2 separate regions of the Homo sapiens genome follow, and region 1 is linked to region 2. Evidence: chromatin contacts called from ENCODE Hi-C data. All regions are on one chromosome and are shown on one strand. Each heading gives the region's core, a stretch centred on a gene start or an enhancer-like site at or near the end of the contact. The rest is flanking DNA. Distances are from core to core; before and after follow the strand shown. Region 1 overlaps KLF9-DT (KLF9 divergent transcript). Region 2 overlaps MAMDC2 (MAM domain containing 2).

Region 1 (5,285 bases), core at 1,424-3,923, 410 kb before region 2:
GGGGGTCTCACTATGTTGCCCCAGGCTGGTCTGGAACTCCTAGGCTCAAGTGATTCTCCCATCTCAGCCTCCTAAAGTGCTGGGATTACAGATGTGAGCCACCATGCCCAGATGTCATTTGCATTTTAAATACTATGTTATGGATCATGTGTGTGAGTATGTATTTCTGCCTCTCCCACTGGACAATAAAGTCTTTGAAGGCAGTCAACATATCTTACTCATCTCTCAACCCCTAGATTCCAGTCACCAACTTAAACATAGCAAGCATTCAGGGGGGCATTTATAGAATGAATGAACTATTTAATATTCTGATGGCATGTTGACACGTGACTTTTCAACAACAAAAGTCACAGGGGGAGGCTGAGGCAGGTGGATCACGAGGTCAGGAGATCGAGACCATCCTGGCTAACACAGTGAAACCCTCTACTAAAAATACAAAAAATTAGCCAGGCATGGTGGTGGGCGCCTGTAGTCCCAGCTACTCGGGAGGCTGAGGCAGGAGAATGGTGCGAACCTGGGAGGCGAAGCTTGCAGTGAGCCAAGATCGTGCCACTGCACTCCAGCCTGGGCGACAGAGTGAGACTCCATCCCAAAAAAAAAAAAAGAAAAAGAAAAAAGTCACAGGGAATCTCTGGGAACTAGCCCCATCTCAGAGTAAGGACTCCTTTCTAGAGATTTCCTTATTACCAGCAGTCAGCAAAAACCATAAGACAGCAGCCCCAAACTATGAAGCAGGTGGTAGAACTGAGAATTTAGGAGAAAAATCTCTCATTGGTGCAACAGCATAACACTGGACACTTACGGATGACTCTGCAAGTATACAAGACAAGCCTTATGCTCCTTTCACCAATCAAGCTCGGAAGATGTGACTTTCCCTGTATCACAGGAGCACCCCTAAGTAGAAGGAGACTCAAACCCACACCTCACACTTCAGATCCACAGCTCACACTTCAAAGTTGTGCTCTTCCTGCTTCACCAGTGAGTGTTTGGTGAATTTTACTCCAAAGAAAGGAATCCACTATCATTAAAAACTAATAATAGTACATTGGAAAATCACTGCATTGCACCATTCTGTCTATGCTATAAAGGTCTCCCACTCAGATCGTCCAAGCAACCCCCTAAACAACTGGAGACTCAACCCTATGACTAGGTGAAGATGGCTTTGGTTTTTTTGGTTGTTTTTTCCTGTGGACCTCATCTAACTTGAAAGTTGTGGGTTTTGTTTGTTTGTTGTTGCTTGAGATGGGGTCTTGCTATATGAGGATGGTTTTTGAAAAGGTATTTCCAACCACCTTACTTTACCAAGCATTAACAGCTTTTCTCATTGGTCATTTATATGGAGGCCAGTGACCCAAAATCCTTACAATCAATTATTTCCAGTTATAACAGCAAACTGGGAACACTATTTGGAATATTGTAATAGCTTGAACAACTGAGAGAGAAGTCACCAGCACAAGGGGCCTTACCTTTCCTTTAAAGGAAAATAACTTTTATTACCGTTACTCCCTGAACACCTAAGAAGAAAAAAAGAAATTGAAGAGAGACAGTGACAGACTCGTTAATTTCCAAAGTTGATGCCAAGTCCTGTCTTAGAAAACGGACATCACAGGCGCTTTGCTCTTTCAGGAAGTGTAATGCTTGGGATGGTCAATTTTGAGTAGCGAAAAAGCAAATGGTCTAGGCCAAAATCCGAGAGATCACCACGATTTCAACGATTTGGGGGTTATCTTCCCTGTCTTTTCCCTCTTTGTCTGTGTGGTTCCTCAAACAAAGTGGGTTGGAAAAGTTCAAACTCAGTTCACAGAAGAGAACATTCTGTACTGGCACAACAGGCTGGGCTGCTCTGTGTAAAACAAGATCAACAGCATGATCTCAGCTGCCGCGGCGGCAGCAGCAGGCACCACGCCGCCGACCCACAGCCCGGCGTTTGAATGCAGGGCTGTCAAAGACGATCTCTGGACAGTACACTGCGAAGGTGGGGACCCACACATACACACACACACACGCACACGGTACGTCAGAAATGACTTTCTGCCCCTTGTAGTTCAATTGTTACTTCCTCTCCCCAGAGGGTCAAGAAAGTTGTTTAGATTTTTCTCTTTGGAGAGTAATTACAGCTGCAACATTTCCAAGGGAACAACCCCCTGCGTGTGCACTTCAGCTCTGGCATTGATTGGGGCTTTTCAATCTGTTTGGATGTTACTGTAATCAGATGACAGCAGTAATACTAAGTACATTGCTGCCCGGGCTTAGGGAGGGAGGCAGTGAGGGAGGAAAGAGGGGATAGAGGATCAAGTTCATTGTTACCCTAACCCCCACTCCCAGCTTTTCTATTTTCTTCTGGATCCAAAGCTTTTTCCTCCTTTGTCTAGAATTTAAAGTGCAATTCAACACATACTTATCGAGTGTTTATTTTGTGCCAGGGCCTGTCCCTAGAATAATACTAGTAGCAAGGTTGTTCTAGTGAAGTGAAATCTGGCCCTCACACCCATCAGAAGAGGAAGGACAGGAAAAGGGAAAGCTGTGTATGGAGACAGGTGGCAAGGCGGGAGGGGAGGGCTGCCAGAATGAAGGATGGACAGGCCTGAATATGGGTGGGTGTTTTAAAGTATGACAAAGCAGACATCTGGAACGGGGCTGCTTTTGCATTGCCCTTTCTACGTTGACTTCAAGCCTATTTGCAAGAGGAAAAAAATGGCAAGAATGCACAACTGCCCGCCCCAGGAGGGATGGAACTGCACCTCAGCCTTCTTTAAAGGTTCCTGTTTCCCCGCTGCTGTGGCAGGAGCAGAGACCAGCAGGAGGTGAGCAGGGCACAGAGGGGCCTCACAGAGAAACAGAAAGAGGATAATCAGGGCCTCCTAGGCAGTGGCTTTGAATCCTAATTTGTTGGGTGAACCTCAGGCAAGTTTCTCAGATTTGTGCCCATGAGTCTCTGCGCTGTCAGCTATTAACTGGGGAGAGTCTACCTATTAGTAGAACTATTGTGGGATTTAAGGAAATAATATCTCCCTTTGCTTGGCAGACACTAGGTATTTAATAAATAGTAACCATTGTTATTATTAATGTAAGTACTATTCAGAGAAAGCTGTTAACCTGGTGTCAATTAAGAATTTGCACCAATGTGACCTCTGAAATGTTTTCTTGCCCACGTATTTTCACAATTTATTTACTTAGTGAATGTCTATGGAGCACCTGTTTGTAGCCCTGTGCTCTATTCCAGGCACGGCAGGAGGCACTGGGGCAACAACAGTCTTGTCCTGGAGAGCTTCCTCACCTTTCCAGGGAGGGCAGTTTACACAGGGCAGCAAACCCTGGGTGGCAGACCAGCGCTTCCTCACTGCCTACCTTCTGTCATGTTCAAGCTTGTTTCCTCTAGGTCCAAGATCATCTCTATGATTGTGACCAGCCATCCCATAGGAAAAGAAGCTTCCAGAGATACTGGGGAACAAGGATTGTTCAGGGACAGCCCTGATGTGAGACACTTCTCAGAACTGTTCTTCCAGAATGTAAACACCCTTTCCCTTTCTCACTTCAGGACCAGAGCTCCTGCCAAGACTTTGAAAAACAAGTTACACAAGCACCTTTGGGGAGGTTGGCCATGCCACACCACAGCTGTAGCTACATGGGAGAGGAGGAGGGAGCTGGCCTCAAGGACTTAGTCAGGGACAATACTTCCACCCCTAAACACAAGTTCACAGGTCCAAGAGTCCAGTAGAACACAAGCCCTTGGACCACCACACCATGCCCCAGCCTGTGGCCCAAGGAGTCAGTCACTGAGGATAATTTCGCAGACTCCCCTGCCACCATCACTGACAGATCCCAGAGTTCAAAGAGTAATCAATCGCCTGTCATTAGAGCCAGTGCTCAGGCCCAGGTGGGGCTTTCTTGGAACTGGTCACTGGGATATCTTAAATTCTTTTTTTTTTTTTTTTTCCAGACAGGGTCTCACTCTGTCACCCAGGCTGGAGGGCAGTGGAGTGATCATGACTTGCTGCAGCCTCAACCTCCTGGGCTCAAGCAATCCTCCCACCTCAGCCTCCCAAGTAGCTAGAACCACAGGTGCACGCCACTATGCTCAGCTAATTTTTTAGTTTTTTGTAGAGACGGGGGTTTTGCCACGTTACCCAGGCTAGCCTCGAACTCCTGAGCTCAAGCAAACTCCTGGTCTTGAGGAGTTCCTGGGCTCTTTCTACCTTGGCCTCCCAAAGTGCTGGGATTACAGGCCTGAGCCACCATGCCTGGCCTTAAGTTTTTTCTTCCCTGGGGAGATCACCTCCCTTCACTTCCCTGACCAGACCTCCCTCACAGAAGGCCCTATTTAAAATTTTGGCAGCAAAGAGCCTGTCTCAAAAACACTTCTCTCCCAATTGAAGTTATTTGCCAAGGGCTAGTGCCAACTCCAGCCAGTCGTAGATGGAATTTCTCAGGCCAGAGTGTGCCTGGGGCAGTAAATGCAAAACCTTAAGGATCTGACCTGGACCAAGCTAAATAAATCCAGGGACTGGGCATGTAACCAAGATCTCAGAAGGAGTAAATGAAGGGGAGTTCTCAGAGAATTAAGCAAGAGTTTGCACCAACCCACACACACCTGGTGGGAGCAAAGACCTAACAGAATGACATTTGTTGATCACACATAATGTATCAAGTACTTTACATACATTCTCTCATTTCAACCCCACAGTAATCCTGTAGAGTAGGTGTTGATATCATCCCTGTTATAGATAAGAAACCAAGACTCAAAGAGCTTAAATAACTTGTCCGAGATCATGCAGCCATGGACATGGCAGAGCTGGCACTTAAACCCAAGTCTATCCAAGGTTGAAAGCCCAGATTCCTTTGATTACACTATTCTGCCTCCCTGTATGCAAGAATCTTCTTTCATTTTTAAAAAAGTTTTTTCAAAAGAAAATGTTTTTCAGAATTGTGCTCCAGAGACTCTTATTAGAATACAGGTAGAATCATCTTGTATATTTATCTTGATTTTTTAGAGACTGAGATCTCAAGTTGAAGTTCTGAGACCAAGTCCCACTCTCCAGTCTCATGTAGTTTACCCTATCTCAGTATACATAATCAGCAATAGTTATTGAACATCCACAAGATCTTCTACTATGTTCTATAGGGGATAGAAAGGTGAGTTAAGCATGTCTCCTGCCCTCAAGGAAATTATAGTCTGTCTGAATAGGATAGGTTGTGCTGCAGTAACAAATAACCTCTGTATCTGAATGGCCTAACGAAAAAAAGGTATGTTTACTGCCTTCACCAGATGCCCATTGTGAATCAGC
Region 2 (5,374 bases), core at 210-2,709:
AGATCATAAAAATATTTTCACCAAAACCCTAGACTTATGATTCATGCTTGGTTCCTTAGCTAATTATTTCTACTTGCATGGAAAAAAAATAGAGTAAATTCTGAATTCTGGAACCCCTGGGCTGTAGCACAGACTCTTCAATCAGGGAATTTTCTGATTTGTGAAAGGAAACTATGACATCTTACGTAAATCAAGTACTACTCTCGAGTTTTCCTTCATCTCACGGTTGGTCTTCCTTACAAGGAATAGATACTTAAAACATATGGTAAAGCACACACTATTAACCCAACACAATCCAAGTTAACTCTATCAAAACCAGTACCAAAAAGGCCTCTCATTCTGACCTTCTGAAAACTGTCTGTGGAGGAATTCCACTAGGTCCTTTTTCATTTCCTGTTTATAGAGTTCTGGACGGTGGATATTTGGCATTAAAAGGTTAGTATAAATAAATGACCATTGATATGCAAATATTTAATTGATCATGATTTTTTGAAGGCCTTGCAAATAGCAACACTATTTATCGAAATACTTTTTAGTGATGTTATATATTTATATCTCAGAATATTTACCTTAAAAAGGAGGGAGGAAAAAATTGACTGTAGAAATGGCAGAAAAATATATTCTGCTATAGAATATATGTAGGAAAATAGGCAAATAAGAAATGGGATAAGACAGTAAGTACAGTAGGCAAGGATCTATGACAAATCAATACCTATAAAGATGGACCCAAAATAGACTGAAGTTTGAATATAATTCAGTACTCAACTTGCAGGCCACAAGACTATATCATAGATGAAATATATTGTTATAAGATCTTCTTGTCTCTCTAATCAATCAAACATTCAATTAGTAGGAAGTTACTGAACACCTACTATGTGCTTAGCCATGCATATTCAATGATGCAAATCTCTGGATGTTGCTCAACACCTACAGATATTTATACTACATTGCAGTGAGTGGGGTTTTGTAGAGCTGATGGCTCAAACTCCCTACCTTTTACCTTACTTCTTTAAAACAATAGGCTCAGATTAAGATAAGGAAACTCCGCTCTCCAAAAAAGAGGGTGATTCCTCAAACTGTTGATAAGGACTGAGCCAAATTTTCTTTTCTTAGCAGTGGAGCTAAAAAGTCTATAAGGCCACATGGAGTTAGCCTTTTTCTCTTTCTCTTTCCACATGCCTGGAGTGAAAAGGTCCAGGACCAGTCTTCCATAGGATAAAGATAGACCTTGCTTTTTCTCCTCCCAAGGAGCAGTCAGGCCCATGCCCATTTTGTGCCTGGATATTTCTTAGGAAGCTCAAGAAATCACAGAGTTACTGGCCAAGGAAGGATTTAGGTATTAGTGAATCTCCCACATAGTATGTTGGTTTCTAACAATGCACAGTGAAAATACAACCTCACTCACCCTACGCTATTTCCAAAGTTCAGCTCATCCCTTTTGCAAACACCTCCCCCTGAGTGGGATCTTGGAGCAGTTTCAGGCAGGGTTGCAAAAAGACACATTGAGACTGTTATTCTTAGTTGAGGAATATGTCAAGAGGAATAAATTCTTCTTCAGCCAAGATCATGCTGACATGAAAACGATGTCCTAGGAAACAAGGCGAGAACAACCAAAAGAACAAATGTTTCTGGCTGAAATTCTTCTCCAACTCTTCCTGTAACTCTTCAGGAGCAAGAAATTCCAGAAAGCAAAGCCATTCCCTCCCAGGTGCTAAAGTGTGGATAGGGACCAATGCTAAATATTGACAATCATCTTCAAAAAGTTCTCCATCTCAGGAGTTGGAACCTTTTCCCTTTTCTATTTTGAAACAAACTTTGGACTATTTTTAGCCTCTACTAGCCATTAAGGAACAAAGTAGCTTTCAATGTTAAAACTTATCAGGTATCCTATTCTAAATAAATTATCCAAAGACTATGCATATTTAAAAATTTGCTTTTGACCCTATCGTCTATAAAGTGTTTACAATGACAAGCCTTGGCTGTTTGATACACAAAAACTTTGAGGCTCCTGAGGCTTATGTTAACATTACGTTAGCCAACAAAGCAGGTGGAGATAACAGCTGCATAAGAAAGTTGTGCTATAATTTGAGAAACACTTAAAATACCTGTGGCTATAATAAATATAATTACTATTAATAATCATGTGGCTCTTTACACTTGACCAGGAAAGTAATAACTATGTTAACAGAAAAACAAAACAGGAACAACAAGAATAATAACTCTTTTGGTGTGCATGCAACTGAAATGGCACACATGAGATGAAAAATCTGTGACAGAAAGAGAAGGTACTGTCCAGGGGATTCATAAGCCAAGGCTGAATCTCGGGTTTCCTCAGCTTATTCCTCTCTTGTGCACACACAATCCTTCTACCGGGTTCTGCCCCTTCCAAGCAATAGCAAATTCTTCCACACTGTTGTTTGCTGCAATCACATTGAACCATTCTTTCATTGGAATAAATTTTGTTACCTATTTTTGAGGCTTTGCCTTATATCTGCCTTGCTTTACCTAACTTTTAAATCATACCCATTCATTACAGCATTGTAATGTCTACCTCTTTAAGAAAACTTTTCTGCTGTCCTCTGTCCCCTAATAAAACTCTTCCGTTCTTTGGACCTGGAGACATGCTTGTATCTGTCCTGTTGCACATATCACATTTGTCCTGGAATTTAGATGTTTGTTTCCTGTTCCCTATTGCCTTTTTTTTTTTTTTTTTTTGTGATGGAGGGAGTCTCACTCTGTCAACCAGGCTGGAATGCAGTGGTGCGATCTCACTGCAACCTCTGCCTCCCGGGTTCAAGCAATTCTCCTGCCTCAGCCTCCCGAGTAGCTAGGATTACAGGTGCCTGCCACCACGCCCGGCTAATTTGTTGTTGTTGTTGTATTTTTAGTAGAGATGGGGTTTCACTGTGTTGGCCAGGCTGGTCTCAAACTCCTACCTCAAGTGATCTACCCACCATGGCCTCCCAAAGTCCTGGGATTACAGGCATGAGCCACTGTACCTGGCCCCCTATTGGCTTTTAGTCTTTTGAAGAAAAGGTCCCTGCCTCCACTGTCATTGAATCCTATCCAGCCCAGTGCTCCCTACCCCCACAGAGGAGGTGCTCAATAAATGCTGTTGCACTTGATCCCCAACTCCAGGCTGTGCCTCAAATACAGGCTACTCTAGATGCAGAGTGATTATCGTGCCTTTTAAGAAGTAGCATCTGTGCCCAGAATACTCATAAAATAGCCCTTTGCCTATTTCACAAGCTAACCAAAATAAATATTTTTATAGTCTCTCATACTTTTGAGATGTCAAAACCATCAAGCTTAACTCTTCTCTGGATTCTCTTTATAAGTCCTATACCAGCTCACGATGGTAGCATGCTTTAAAGTTTGTAATTTGTATCAGCTCAGACGAGTTCATTTGAGCCACACAGGACTCTTTATGGGATACACAGATTAGGGATTCTCTTCATTTTAAAGATGTTGAAAATAAAATGTAGACAAGTCCTTGTATAAGATCACATGGCTCAGCACATTCAGACCTGCATGGGGCTGCCCAAGGTGGCACACTGAGGTCTGCTTCTCTGATCTAGTGACTCAATGAGGAGTTTTTGTCATGGCAACACCACACTGGTGGGCCATACTGGCAGGCAGGCCTATTGCACCTAGAAAGAGTGTCTAAGAGATGTTTTCCTCATAAACAATGTGATTTTCTTAAATTATCCAAATGAGCTGCATCTCCCACTTACATCACCGAACTGAAAGATCCTATCCTTAGATAATAAACACATGTAAGATCATACCAGCCAATGACTGGCCCCTAGGATCACCTGAGCTCCTTTTCAGATGAAAGAGCTTGGAATCAATTACTTTTTGCTCACTGTACACTTTTTGTCCTGTACTTGATAACTTTGCTGAAGGTAGGGATATGGGCAACCTTTTTCCTAAAATGTGTAAGGTAAATGAGTTCCACTGCAGAGCCATTTGATGGGATTGTTGGTAGCTGCCCGGAAATCTACTGGAAGCTGTATCTGAGCAAGCAGAAAAGAGTATCCTGACAATATCTATGCCACAGATGAGGGACAGGGAGTGTCCCTCCATGGGATGTGGAGATGCTGTGCTGCAGATCCCTCTTCAGGACTGAAGGGCTTATTACTCCAGATGGTGGGACAGCCACTGGAAAGCAGCCTCCCCTGGTCAGCCCTCTCTGGGGAATGCCTTCAGTGAAAATAGCTGGCACATCCAAGATCACATGCCTTTTTCTGGATACTAGACACAGGGTTTAACCCTCTTTCCCCGACTTGGAAAAACACAAAAGTGTCATCCCGGAGCTAGAACATCCATGAAGTAGGCTGAGGCCTTCACTGAGGTTGCATTGCCACACAATTTCTACCTCTGTCCAGTCCTGATTCTTCCCTTTCTCTTCCTCAGGTGTTGATCCCAGGAGCACCCTCTCATAAACTTCCTACTTGCTAATCTCCTTGGGGTTTGCTTCTAGGGAACCCACCTGCAACAAGGAGGAGTGACAGAGGTCCCAGATATTGATGAACTTAATTCATTAATTTATTAATTGAGTTGTTTATGTGTTACTTTATCGGCAAATCCCATTGGCTTTATTCTTCAAATATATCCTTAATAAGACCACTTCCCACTTATCTCTACTGTGACCCATCAGCACCATTGCTAGTACATACTTTTAGCACCAGCATGCAATTTAGCAAAAGACAGATGAATTGTAGAAAAACCCCCACTCTGGGATGCCAATTAGAAAAAGATAGCTTTTCCTTTTGGCTGGCACAACCCCTGGCTTGATGAGAAAAGCCAGATGCCTTTGGGTAGCGAACAACCTGTACCATCATACACCATGGCCCTGCAGTAACCCTTCCTAAGCCACTATGATCTCTTGTCTGAACTGTAACCTCTAGCTGCCCCCCTACCTCCCCTTCGCCCTTGCACAGTATACTACCTACACCAGCCTGCGAGATTCTTCTAAAAGGAAAAGAGACGTGACCTTCCTCTTCTCAAAGTCACCCAGTTCCCACTTATTCAGGTAAATCCTGTTAGTTCCTAAGTGCTCTGGCCTGGCTACCTCTTGCTTCATTTTCTACTACTCTGTCTTGCTCCTATTCACTCTGTTCCAGGCACACTGGCTTCTTGACAGTTCTTCATATTCACCAAGCACCCCCTTTCCTCAGGGATTTTGCCCTTGCTTTCCCCTCTGCCTGGAGCACTTGGAACCTGGAGAGTCGCATGTCTGGCTGCCCCATTCCCTTGGGTCTCTGCTGAGCTGTGACAGAGGTCTTTCTGAACTGCCCCAATCTTCCTTCATACCTATCCTCTTACCCTAATTTTTCATAGGACACGATACCATATATGATTATTTATGTGT

The links. A loop is a pair of places that touch in the nucleus more often than their neighbours do. Pooled maps may share reads with other maps.
Region 1: a map of sigmoid colon shows a loop between it and region 2 (3-fold over the local background). The contact joins two enhancer-like sites. A Hi-C loop is called at or near these places in 2 of 168 maps with a recorded cell type or tissue (prostate gland and sigmoid colon) and 2 of 50 pooled maps.

Annotation. Positions count from the first base shown.
Region 1 is chr9:70,477,444-70,482,728 of GRCh38, reverse strand. All of the region lies in intron 3 of KLF9-DT (KLF9 divergent transcript), which reads right to left. Among named protein-coding and RNA genes, the nearest start is that of KLF9, 65 kb to the right of the region's middle. Within about 2 kb of position 2,673, at least 28 of the 41 ENCODE cell types and tissues checked have a DNase peak (open chromatin) inside an H3K27ac peak, as active enhancers do; they include sigmoid colon, where a contact is called at or near this core.
Region 2 is chr9:70,066,067-70,071,440 of GRCh38, reverse strand. All of the region lies in intron 2 of MAMDC2 (MAM domain containing 2), which reads right to left. Among named protein-coding and RNA genes, the nearest start is that of MAMDC2, 25 kb to the right of the region's middle. Within about 2 kb of position 1,459, at least 4 of the 41 ENCODE cell types and tissues checked have a DNase peak (open chromatin) inside an H3K27ac peak, as active enhancers do; they include sigmoid colon, where a contact is called at or near this core.